Linked DNA regions of Homo sapiens: region 1 is linked to region 2. The links are chromatin contacts, found by Hi-C or POLR2A ChIA-PET in ENCODE. All regions are on one chromosome and are shown on one strand. The core of a region is the stretch at or near the end of the contact, and the rest is flanking DNA. Distances in the headings are between cores, read along the strand shown.

What was found. Hi-C counts contacts between places; a loop is a spot of excess contacts on that map. ChIA-PET counts read pairs that join two places held with the same protein, here RNA polymerase II (POLR2A). Pooled maps may share reads with other maps.
Region 1: a map of breast epithelium shows a loop between it and region 2 (11-fold over the local background). The contact joins the promoter of BRF1 here to the promoter of PPP1R13B in region 2. A Hi-C loop is called at or near these places in 2 of 168 maps with a recorded cell type or tissue (ascending aorta and breast epithelium) and 5 of 50 pooled maps. POLR2A ChIA-PET finds 5 or more read pairs at or near these places in 1 of 52 experiments (OCI-LY7).

Annotation. Positions count from the first base shown.
Region 1 is chr14:105,298,181-105,304,679 of GRCh38, forward strand. It overlaps BRF1 (BRF1 general transcription factor IIIB subunit), which reads right to left and starts at 2,821. Exons shown (of 18, transcript NM_001519.4): 1 at 2,266-2,821. The coding sequence starts at 2,449. It also overlaps the pseudogene LOC124903409 and a transcript of PACS2 not described here. RefSeq lists an enhancer at 1,563-1,642 and silencers at 2,493-2,902, 3,133-3,502.
Region 2 is chr14:103,844,947-103,851,337 of GRCh38, forward strand. It overlaps PPP1R13B (protein phosphatase 1 regulatory subunit 13B), which reads right to left and starts at 2,629. Exons shown (of 17, transcript NM_015316.3): 1 at 2,353-2,629. The coding sequence starts at 2,361. PPP1R13B-DT (PPP1R13B divergent transcript) reads left to right here and starts at 2,775. Exons shown (of 3, transcript NR_038436.1): 1 at 2,775-2,797. RefSeq lists silencers at 2,139-2,338, 2,509-2,948, 2,969-3,098, 3,119-3,188.

The DNA of each region.
Region 1 (6,499 bases), core at 1,571-4,070, 1.5 Mb after region 2:
GGTCCCAAGCATTTCAGGTAAGAATATGTGACCTGCAGAGATGCACAAACTTACTCTAAAATTAAAAAGAGAAAGGGAAATTAATAGCCACAACAACTTTGAAAAGGAAGAACAAAGGTTGAGGGACTCACAATATCTGATTTCAGGACAATATAACAGGTATAGTAAAAAAGCGTGTGATGCTGACAAAGGAAAACGGCACCTGATCAACAGGGCAGGACACAAGGCCCAGAGACAGACCTGCACGGACGGGGCCCAGTGAGCACAGCCGAGGGAGCAAAGGCCTTCAGTCTTTCAACAAACGGTGTTGAAACAAGGGGACCTCCAGATAAACAATGAGCCTCAGCCTACAAAGCACACCTTATACAAAACATAGATGGACCACAGATTTAGGCCAGGTGCGGTGGCTCGCGCCTGTAATCCCAGCACTTTGGGAGGCTGAGGCAGGCGGATCACTTGAGGTCAGGTGTTCAAGACCAGCCTGACGAACAGGGTGAAACCCTGTCTCTACTAAAAATACAAAAATTAGCCAAGTGAGGTGGCGCACGCCTGTAATCCCAGGTACTTGGGAGGCTGAGGCACGAGAATCACTTGAACCTGGGAGGCAGAGGTTGCAGTGAAACGAGATTGTGCCACTGCACTCCAGCCTGGGCCACAGAGCAAGATTCTGTCTCAAAAAAAAAAAAAAAGTTAAAACTTCTGCTTTGAGGCCGTGCGCAGTGGCTCACGCCTGTAATCCCAGCACTTTGGGAGGCCGAGGTAGGCGGATCACGAGGTCAGGAGATCGAGACCATCCTGGCTATCACAGTGAAACCCCGTCTCCACTAAAAAATACAAAAAAAATTAGCCGGGCATGGTAGTGGGCTCCTGTAGTCCCAGCTACTCGGGAGGCTGAGGCAGGAGAATGGCGTGAGCCTGGGAGGCAGAGCTTGCAGTGAGCCGAGATCGAGCCACTGCACTCCAGCCTGGGCAACAGAGCAAGACTCCATCTCAAAAGAAAAAAAACTTCTGCTTTGAAAATCACATATACAACAAAGGGCTTGTAACTACAATCCACAAAGAACTCCCAAAACTCAACAATAAGAAAACAACCCAAATAAAAAATGAGAGTCAGGGTGTGGTGGCTCACGCTGTAATCCCAGCAATTCGGGAGGCCAAGGCTGGAGTATCACTTGAGCCCAGGAGTTTGAGACCAGCCTGGGCAACATAGAGACCTTGTCTCTACTAAAAATAAAATAAAATAAATGATCACAGCATGGTGGCATGCACCTGTAGTCTCAGCTACTCAGGAGGTTGAGGCAGGAGAATTGCCTGAGCCTAGGAGTTCAAGGCTGCAGAGAGCCATGACTGGGCCATTGCACACCAGCCTGGGCCACAGAGTGAGATCCTGTCTCGAGATAAATAAAAAAATAAGACTTGAGCACACATTTCAACAAAGAGGATTCGGGCATGGCAAATAAGCACCCTAATAAGGTTGAACATCACTAGCCAGTAGAGAAATACAGAATACCACTATGATGAGATGCCACACACCTGTTAGAACAACCGAAATAAAAACATCGACAACACCAAGTGCTGGTGAAGATGTGGGGCAACTGGTGAGAATGCATAATGGCACAGCCACATCACAAAACAGTTCATGACAGTTTCCCATAGAGTTACACATACAGCTAAGTTCCCCAGAGAAATGAAAACGTATGTTCACACAGAGAGCTGCAAATGAATCCTTTTAGCAGCTCTATTCACAACCACCTGAAACTGGCCACAGTCCAGCTCCTTCCACAGGCTGGGGTCCATCCCCAGCCCGCAATACTGCCCATCACTGAAACGTCCCCTCCGAGGCCTGCAGCAGCCTGAGTGGCCCTAGGGCATCCGCCCGGTAACCACCAAGGCCAAGGGCAGCAGCAATCGGATTCTAAGTACCAGACATTGCTGAAAACAAAACTGCAGGCACAGAGAGTGACAGTGAGGGGCAGCTTGAGGGGCCTTCTGGGCTCCCCAGGCTCTCTTCAACCCTCCCTGTGCTGGCTGCCCTGGCCCACGCGTGTGTCGAGGAAGTCCACGCACGCCACGGGGGTCCACAGGCGCGCGAAGAAGGTCTACATTCTCGCCAAGGGGATCCACACTCGCGCCCAGACGGCGCAGAACCGCGCGCCCCGACAGAGCGTGCGGTACCGAGGCGCTGGTCCCGGCCGCGCCGTCACCGCCTCCAGCCCGCCTAAGCCGCACCGAGAAATCCGCGCAGCGCCAGCCCGCGGGACTCACCGTCCAGGGACACGAACTGGCCCACGGCCGAGGAGCCGCCGCCGCTGCTCTCCACGAACTGCACCTCGGACACGATGATGTTGTCCTCCAGCACTGAGCCGCAGGCGGTGCACACCGCGTCCCCGCGCGCCGCGTCCAGCTCGATGTCCGTGCCGCCGCAACCGCGGCACACGCGGCCCGTCATGCCGGCGACCGCGCGGGCAGCGCCCGGAGCCTCCCAAGACTCTCAAGCCACCCGAGCCTCCGGAGCAGCCCGCGCCGCCCGCCCAGGCCCAGCCGCCCAGGCCTCGCCGCTCTCGCGAGGCCCCGCTCCAGCCGATTCGCAGCCGCAGATTCGCCGCGCGCGCCCGGGCCGCGCCGCCCGCAACGGCCGCGCCCGCGGGATGGGACAGGCACCGGGACCACGGCGGGGACGCGAGGACTGGAGCCGCGACCTCCCCACTGCGAGCGAGCTGGCCTCCCTTGCGGCGCGCCGGCGTCGGAGGGGCGACCTGCGGGGGCTGGGCTTCGGCGGAACCCGAGCGGGGCCTACCGGTGAGCGCAGCCGAGGACTGGCGCTTGGGGGCGGGGCCACGGCGGTGAGCGCAGCCCGGGACTGGAGTTTGGGGCGGGGCCTCGTCGGTGGGCGACACCGGGGACTAGAGCTAAGGGTGGGGCCTCGCGGTGAGTGCAGCCGGGGACGGGACCCAAGGCTGGCGACGGGACCCAAGGCTGGCGACGCGACCTAAGGCAGTGGGCGGGCCCTTGGCGATGAACGCAGTCGGGGACTAAAGCTGGACGCGGGGCAGAGGAGGGTCCTCCTCGGATAGTGAGCGCGGTCTCCAGCGGCGAGCGAGGCCTGGGGTGAGGACTCAGCCGGATGCGGGGCTGAGGGTGGGGGGCGGGGCCTCCCGTGGAGAGACGGCCTGCGAAGGGAACTGGAGCTGTGGGCGGGGGAAGGGGGCGGAGCCTGGGTCTGGACCCGAACTGTGGGCGGGGCTTGAGGCGAGGGGGCCGAGCGTGGTGGGCGGGGCCTTGGCTCCTGAGGGCGACCTGGGACCCAACCCCGGGCTCTGGGAGTGGTGGGCGGGGCCAGGGCAGCTGCGCTGGGGGGCCTGGCCGCAGAGGTGGAGACACCCGCCAGGGGCCACCCTGCCCCGCCCTCCGCATTTGCGGCGTCCGCCGCTCCGCTCGCCCAGGTTCCAGAGCCTCCCCGTGCGCCCCGCTATTCTCCGTTTTCTGTTCCCCTAAAATTCCCACTTTCTAGCAGTCATTCGTGGCCACCTGTGGTTACCCGTGAGTCACCTCGCTGTGCCCCCTGCCCAGAGCGGGAACCCTGGCTGCGCACGCCCTCAAATATCTGCAGGTGCTGTTCACAATCGCCATAGGGCCGGTGACATACCCAGGAATGAGCCTAAAAAGAAATGCGTAACCAGGCGTAGTGGCTCACGCTTGTAATCCCAGCACTTTGGGAGGCCAAGGCAGGCGGATCACGTAAGGTGAGGAGTTCGAGACCAGCCTGGCCAACATGGCGAAACCCCGTCTCCACTAAAAATACAAAAAAATTAGCCAGGCTTGGTGGTGGGCGCCTGTAATCCCAGCTACTCGCGAGTCTGAGACAGGAGAACCACTTGAACCTGAGAGGTGGAGGTTGCAGTGAGCTGAGATCCCGCCATTGCACTCCAGCCTGGGTGACGGGTGACAAGAGTGAAACTCTGTCTCAAAAAAAAAAAAGAGAAAAAAGGAAATGCGGAAGACCCCACCCTCTTTTTTTTCTTTCTTTTTTTTTTTTTTTTGAGACGGAGTCTCTGCTCTGTTGCCCAGGCTGGAGTGCAGTGGTGAGATATCGGCTCACTGCAACCTCTGCCTCCTGGGTTTAAGCGATTCTCCTCTCTCAGCCTCCCGAGTAGCTGGGATTACAGGTATGCACCACCACACCTGGCTAATTTTGTATTTTTAGTAGAGACGGGGTTTCTCCATGTTGGTCAGGCCAGTCTTGAACTCCCGACCTCAGGTGATCCGCCCACTTCAGCCTCCCAAAGTGCTGGGATTACAGGCATGAGCCACCGTGCATGGCCCTATTTCATTAATTTCTGCTCTCATTTTTGTTAGATCCTTCTTTCCACTTAATTTGGTTCAATGTGTTCCCTTTTTCTAGTTTCTTCATTTTTTAAAAATTGAGATAGTGTCTCATTCTGTCACCCAAGGTGGAGTGCAGTAGCATAATCAAGCCTCACTGCAGACTCTACCTCCTGGGCTCAGGTGATCCTCCCACCTCAGCCTCCCGAGTAGCTGGAACTACAGGCATGTGCCACCACACCCAGATAATATTTTTTGTAGAGATGGGTTTTTGCCTCATTTGCCCAGGCTGGTCTGGAACTCCTGGGCTCAAGTGAGCCACCCGCCTTGTCTTCCCAAAGTGCTGGGATTACAGGCATGAGCCACTGCTCCCCGCCCTGTCCTCCCAAAGTGCTGGGATTACAGGCATGAGCCACTGCTCCCCGCCCTTTCTCTAGTTCTTTTTTTTTTTTGAGATAGAGAACACCCAGGCTGGAGTTCAGTGGTGCCATCTCAGCTCACTGCAACTTCCACCTCCCAGGTTCAAGTGATTCTGTCACTTCAGCCTCCCAAGTAGCTGGAATTACAGGCATGTGCCACCACGCCCAGCTAATTTTTGTATTTTTAGTAGAGATGGGGTTTCACCATGTTGGCTAGGCTGGTCCCAAACTCCTGACCTCAAGTGATCCACCTGTCTTGGTCTCCCAAAGTGTTGAGATTCTACACGTGAGCCAATGCACCCGGCCCCTTTTTCTAGTTTTTGTTTTGTTTTGTTTTTTGAGGTGGAGTCTCGCTCTGTCACCCAGGCTGGAATGCAGTGGTGCGATCTTGGCTCACTGTAACCTCCACCTCCCGGGTTCATGCCATTCTCCTGCCTCAGCCTCCCAAGTAGCTGGGACTACAGGTGCCCACCACCATGCCTGGCTAATTTTTTGTATTTTTAGTAGAGACAGGGTTTCACTGTGTTAGCCAGGATGGTCTTGATCTCCTGACCTCGTGATCCACCTGTCTCGCCCTCCCAAAGTGCTGGGACTATGGGCGTGAGCCATCGCGCCTGGCCTTTTCCTAGTTTTTTAAGGTGAAAGATGAAATCATTGATTTAAGATCTCTTTTCCTTTATAAATAGGCATTTTATTGCTATAATTCTCCCTGTAATTACCACTTTAGCTGAATCCTGCACATTTCAATGTGCTGTGTTTTCATTTTCATTCAGCTCAAGATTGTCTCCACTCTTAATTTCCTCCCGGATCCAAGGGTTATTAGGAAGTGTATTGTTTTGTTTCTAAATGTTGGGGATTTTTCAAATATGTATTATTGATCTCTATGCAAAATGCTCTCTGTCCATGATGACATTTCATCCTTATGGCAACACTAGCTTGCAGACACTGTTGTCTCCATTTTATGGAGGGAGCCCTTGAGGATGTGAGGGGTGACAGCCCCAAATCTCATAGCCAGTAGGTAACAAAGCCAGAATCCAATCTGAGGCCATGTGGCCACTGGATCCTTGCTCTCACCTGACAGACTAGAGGGGTTATTTCGTGTGCTCCCTCACCAAAGCCTGTGAGGTGCCTGCAGGTGCAAGGGGCAGCATGCCTCCCAGGCCACAGCGGTGCAGGACAGTCAGGCAGTACAGGACAGTCAGGCTGTACAGGACAGGATTGGCCAGAGGAGCAGAGGGTGGGGAAGACCACACCCACAACGGTAAGAGGTTTAAAGGGTGTGGTTTCAGCCAGGCTCGGTGGCTCAGGACTGTAATCCCAGCACTTTGGGAGGCTGAGGAGGGCAGATCACGAGGTCAAGAGATCAAGACCGTCCTGGCCAACATGGTGAAACCCATCTTTCCAAAAAATACAAAAATTAGCAGGTGTGATGGTGGGCGCCTGTAGTTCCAGCTACTCGGGAGGCTGAGGCAGGAGAATTGCTTGAACCTGGGAGGCGGGAGTTGTGGTGAGGCGAGATGGCGTCATTGCACTTCAGCCTGGACGACAAGAGTGAAACTCCATCTCACAATAAATAAAATAAAATAAAATAAAATATAAAAAAGGGTGAGGCTCTACTGGGCAATGGCCCAAGGTGCGTGCTGCCAGAACTAAGCCTTTGCTCAGATGGGCTGCAGAGGAGGGGTGCTATGGTCTGAATGTGCATTGTATCAGTCTGTTTTCACACTGCTGATAAAGACATACGTGAGACTGGGCGA
Region 2 (6,391 bases), core at 1,379-3,878:
AAAATGTATAATATCTCATTAGTGGTTTTTTCATATTGAATACGTGTTAAAATAATATTTTGGATATGCTAAGTTAATAAAAGGATACTACTAAAATTAGTACTTTTTCAACTTGTTTCATGTAGTTACCACAAAATTTAAAATTGCATTTGTGGCTTGCTTTACATTTTTATTGGACAGTACTGCTCTACACAAACTGCAAAATATGACCCAACGTTCCTTTGATTCATCATCATCATGATGAATACCAAATATACAATAAATCGAGAAAAATCTTATTTACATTTTTGGATAGTTTAAAATATTACCAAGTAAGAATGGCATTTCTGAAAACTCCTACTAAATTTACAACCAACTCCAACTGTGTTAATAGAGGAAGGACTCAGTCCTACAAGTAGTATTTTTAGGGATCAAAAAGGAAATACAAAAGTAAAAGCCATACATGAGAGTCTAAGAGAAATACCATCTGTTTCTAAAAGGCATTTTTAAACAAAAGCGGTGTTTTAAACAGGTAATAGACCTGTTTTTTTAAAAAACAGTATTTTATTGTTTTGAGAAATCCGAAGAAATGCCCCAATTCCCAGCTAAACAAACCTCTTAAAAAGGAAACCTGTGAAGGTAGGAACTCAAAACTCTACTCCCGTGGAATAGAGGTAAGATGTCTGAATGAATCATATGGAAAATGTAAGCCAAGTTTCTTAGCAGGATATTTATAATTAAACATTATACAACGACGAAGCCAGCCAAAATTTTTCTAGATATCCTTCAATGCCACCACAGTATGAATGCATCAATCAACTATTACAGGATTTAACTAAAACTACTTTCAAAATTCTGAAACACCATAATGCCTTTCATCAAAATCTAGCTAGTGAGAATTAGGGAGGGAAGTTTCCAAATGCCTTATCTTATAAAGTTAGAAATTGAAAATTCAAAGCCATATTAAGAATAATAAATATTTGTATGACATTCTGTTCAACCATCACTTTTGGATACATCATCCTATTTGATCCTCAGGACAGCGCTCAGATATTGGTACATTTTTATCCCTACTTTAGAGGTAATTCCAGGCTCAAAGACCTTGACTTCTTCAAGGTCACATAGCTAAAAAGTGGAAGAACCAGCGTTTCACCCCAGATCTTCTGATGCTCATCCAATTCTCTTTCCATTACAAGACAATTATTCATTTAAAACCAAATGTTTAGAAACCCAACAAGTCTGATGCTAAAGAAAGACCTAAGGATCAAGTAGATCAAACCTTAAGACTTGGAAAACGCTGAAAGCCGGCTACAAAACATGCTGGAATCCGTTAAAAACGGGGAGAAGAGATTATCAAGAGAAAGGAAATCAAAGAGGAAGAAGGGGGATCTAATCTAAATGTCCTTGGGTGCAGCATAGCAGAATGGCAATATTCAAGTAGAGAATGCAGGGAAACTGCACTTTCCTGTGAAATGTGATTTTCAACGTAGTATTGTAGGTTAAAAAAATGACTGTGTTACTTTACTATAAACGTGTTTGAGAATTTTACTTACGATATAGGCGCTCAGAAAACCAATACCTCTCCAACTGGGTACAACCAGTCCCACATTTTTTCATAAGTCATGATGCTTACCTCCCAAAAAGCCAATTTTTAAAAATCAGAATTCAGCATCCCCTCCTATTCAGATTATAGGTAAAGGGAAGGGTCGGTAGGACGATGGCAAATCTAATGGCCAATGTCTTTCTAGGCGAAAGCATCCTTAAGGGCAGGACAAAGACACCACCACTACAAACGAACCTCGTTCAACCTTCAGAACACGGAGAACAAACCAGTTAAAGCAAAACGAACCAACATTGCAGATACGGGAAAAGGGAATTCCTAAGATGGCTCTCCAAATCCGTGCACTCGGCACCTTTCCTCAGTACAACCGCGAAGGCTACGGGAATGCGCCTGCAGAGTGTGGGAACTCCGGGCGCGGGTGCCCACCCCGCCGACTCCCAGGGCGACCCCAGAACGTTCGTTTCAGGCGGGTCACAGCTGCGCCACCCACCAGACCTGTGCCCCAGCGTCCGACCGCGCACCTGAGAGGACCGAGGAGATGACCGGCCCCAAATGCATCTGCTTCTCCCCGCGGCCGCGGAGGCCGAGCAGGAAGGGCCCGCAGGCGGCCCCGGCCCCGCGCTGACAGCCCGGCGCCGCCCCCACCTGCCCGCCTGGGGGGCGCCGCGGCCGGGCGCGCCCGCCCAGCCACTTCCTTCCCCGCCCGCCCGGCCTCGCACCGGCCCGCGGGGGCTGGGAGCCGCGGGAGGAAGGAGGTTTGGCCAGCGGCCCGCGGAGGAAGCCGCCGCCACCTCCCGCCCGCCCTCACCCACCGGCATCATCGCGGGGAGAGTCCGCGACGCCCTCGGCCGCCGCCTGACAGGACGCTCCGCGCCGAGCTGTGCCCACCGCTCCGGCCGCCTCCTAAGGCCGCGCTCCCGCCGCCGTGCTCTCCGGCCCGGCCGCGGCGAGGCGGCAGCTGCGGCGGGCTGCGGGGCTCTCGCTGGCCCTGTCGCGGCCGCCGGCGCGCTGCGTCGCTGTCCCGGGCACCCGGCCGCCGCCGCCGCCGCCTCAACCTCAGCCTCAGCCTCAGCCCCAGCCCGACAGCCTGCGGCCCGCCCGCCCGGCTCGCTCTTCAGCCCCCGCAGGCCCCGCCCCCAGCGCGACGCCCCGCACGGGTCCCGTAGCCCCCTCTGATTGGCCCGGTGGGAGCGGGGGCGGGGAGAGGGGCGGGGCTTCCCGGCTCCGCCCGCTACCCTCGCTCTCAGCGGCGGCCAGGTGCGTGCGCGTCCGCGCTCCCGGCGGCGGGGGAGGGGCGGACGCGCAGTGGGCACCGGTGGCCTCCCCCGCCCTTGCGTGAGCCCCGACTAGGGAAGACCGCGGACGGTGGGAGGACTGAGGCCCGACAGGGAAGGGCCGGCCCGGGTCCCGCAGCGGATCACGGCAGGGCCGGGACTCGAACCCGGGCTCCCGGGGGCCGACTGTGGGCCGGGAGCGTCCCTGCGGCGACGGCGCGCGCCCGCACTCTGACCGCGGCCTGACCCCCGGCTGCCGGCGCGCCGTGGGGCTGCGGCCCAGAGGCCAGTGGGAGGGGCGCGGGGGGCCCCCGGAGCGAGCATGTGACCCGAGGCCGCGCGCTCGGAACCAGCCCCGGCCCGACGCCCTTGGCTGGCACCTGCTTCTCCCCCACCGGCGTCTTCCGCGGCTCTCGGGGCCGCGCCCCCCGCACCAGCTCCCGAGCCTTGGCCTTCGCCCGAGCGATCTCCCGCCTAGAACCCCGCGCCCACCTGTGCCACCTGTGCCCACCTGCGCCAGCATCCCTCGAGGTCCAGCTCCAGCGTCCCCGGGGAGGGTCCGGTCCTCGTCTCCAGGGCCTGGGTCTCTCCCTGCAGTCCCGTCTCCAGAGGCGCCGCCCCCTCGGGCCTGAGCGCCGGAGTGACAGAGCCCTGGGCAGGGCCCTGAGCAGACCCTCAGTAAAGGCTGCCAGGGGGGTAGGCACCCGCTCGGGGCCCCCCACATGGTGCCATTCGCCCGGACCGCGGCGGAGAGCAGACAGGGGGACTGAGGTGCTCCCCGCGGCAGCACCGAACTCCCACGGGCATCAGAAGGCAAGGTCTGCGGATGGCCCCAGACACAGAAGGCGTAAGCCGCCCTGGGAAGCGCCGGCCCAGTGGAGAAGGCCGCCGCGAGGTCAGGGTCAGTCTGGAGCCTGTCTGGTTCTCGGAGAGGCTTCTGGCTGCTGCAGAGTGGGGGCAGAGCAAGGGAGGAGGCCAGGGAGCTCCCACCAGCCCATTCCTGGGGAGCCACCCCTGTCCCTCAGAGGCCACGGGGGCTCGTGTTTGCGAGTGTGGACTTTCCAGTTAGACAGACTTGGTTCAGCACCGCCTCCGCCACACCCTCGCCTGGGATCCTAAACAAGCCGCATCTTCTCTGCATCGTAGTGTGCTTGTCTCTGTGATGGGAGAGTGTAGGGATAATAGTGCCTGCCTCGTGTCAAGAGGCTTTTTCGGATGCGAGGGATGGAAAGCGCCCAGCACAATTTGTGGCACGTGGTAGCTGTTCCATAAATAGCATTCTGTAGTTGGGCCGTGATTAGCAAGGAGGCTTAGTGTACAGACGTCCCTGGGATTTTTAAACCTATCCACACCTGGGCATGAATGGCTAATGACACCCCTCTTCTGGGAGCAGAGTTTGGAGAGAAGAGGAGGCTCTAGATAATGAGTGATCCTAGGCTGAAAGTCAGAGACATACTTAAGTTCTAATTCTAGCTGCTCTGCTTCTGACCTCCTGTGGGGCCTTAGGCAACTTGCACTCCTTCTCTGGGCCTTGGTTTCCCCAGCTTTGACAGCTGATGTCCCTGAGTCACGAAGGGGTACTTCTGGCCCACGAAGCCTGACAAAGGACAGGTTTTGCCAAGGCTCTTCAGAGAGGTGCCCCCCGGGGTAAGGTGATCCAAATGAGCCTGCTCTTCCAGGAAGGGAAGCATTGGCACAAGGGCTCCCCTCTTGCCTGCAGGACCTGTGGGCACAGACAGTGGCAGCTACCGTGCCTCACACCAAAGCATCCTATATCCTCCAGGTAAGGGTCCATTTGAGGCAGGCTGGTCAGCTCCCCCTCAAGTCCTTCCCGCTGGTCCCCATCCTCCTCTCCACCCAGCCTGCCACCTCCAGGCATCGGCCCATCACCTCCCACCTGGACCAAGCTCATTCATTATAAGCCCACTGCTCTAGCCTCCACGCCCCCACCATTCCCAACACGCCCCTGCCCTCCATCTTCCTGGAGCACACACGGCCCAACCCTGTAAAGCCCTTCTGTGTCTCTCCATTACACAGACCAAAGTTCACGAGCAGCCCATCAGGAATCGCCGTGAATGTTGTTAATGTGCAGTGGCTCACGCCTGTAATTCTACCACTTTGGGGGGCCAAGATGGGAGGATTGCTTGAGGCCAGGCCAGGAGTTCGAGACCGGCCTGGTCAACACAATGAGATCCCCCCATCTCTAAAAAAAAAAAAAAAAAAAAAGGAATCACCAGTAATGATGGGATATAGGCATTAAGGTTACGGAAGAAGATGTCCATATTTTTTAGAGATGCATCCTAGCATATGTAAGGGGTCTGCAATTTGTTTAAAAACAATTCAGCCAGAGGGAAAGAGAGCCAAGCAATTAGGAATAACTGAAACATACGTGGCAAATTCTTGATAACATTTGAACCTGGATGGTGGGTATGTTGGGGTGCATTGTACTTTATACTCTATGTTTGAAATATTTTATGTTAAAAATGATTAAAGGGGCCGGGCGCGGTGGCTCACACCTGTACTCCCAGCACTTTGGGAGGCCGAGGCGGGTGGATCACGAGGTCAAGAGATCAAGACCATCCTGGCCAACATGGTGAAACCCTGTCTCTACTAAAAATACAAAAATTAACCGGCCGTGGTGGCGAGTGCCTGTAGTCCCAACTACTTGGGAGGCTGAGGCAGGAGAATCACTTGAACCCGGCAGGCAGAGATTGCAGTGAGCCGAGATTGTGCCACTGCACTCCAGCCCGGCAACAGAGTGAGACTCCGTCTCAAAAAAAAAAAAATGATTAAAGGGGCTGGGCACGGTGGCTCTGCTTGAAATCCCAGCACTTTGGGAGGCCAAGGTGGGTGGATCACTTGAGGTCAAGAGTTCAAGACCAACCTTGCCAACACGGTGAAACCCCGTCTCTACTAAAATACAAAATTAACTAGGCGTGGTGGCATACGCCTGTAATCCCAGCTACTCGGGAGGCTGAGGCTGGAGAATCACTTAACCCAGGAGGCAGAGGTTGCAGTGAGCCGAGATTGCGGCACTGCACTCCAGCCTGGGAGACAGAGCAAGACTCCATCTCAAAATAAATAAATAAATAAATAAATAAATAAAAGCAAGGCATGGTGGTGCTCACTTGTAGTCCCGGCTCCTCAGGAGGCTGAGGCAACAGGTTCACTTGAGCCCGGGAGATGGAAGCTGCAGTGAGCCAAGATCACGCCACTGCACTCTAGCCTGGGCAACATAGACCCTGCCTCAGGAAAAAAAAAAATAAAGATTAAAGGCTGTAGATTAAAGGCTGGGCATGGCTGGGCATGGTGGCTTAAGCCTGTGATCCCAGCACTTGGGAGGCCAAGGCGGGCGGATCACCTGAGGTAAGGAGTTTGAGATCAGCCTAGCCAACATGCTGAAACCCTGTCTGTACCGAAAATACAAAAATTAGGCCAGGTGCAGTGGCTCACGCCTGTAATCCCAGCACTTTGGGAGGCTGAGGCAGGCAGATTGCTTGAGGTCAGGAGTTCGAGACCAGCCTGACCAACCAGTCTCTAGTAAAATACAAAGTTAGCCAGGCGTGGTGGCACACGC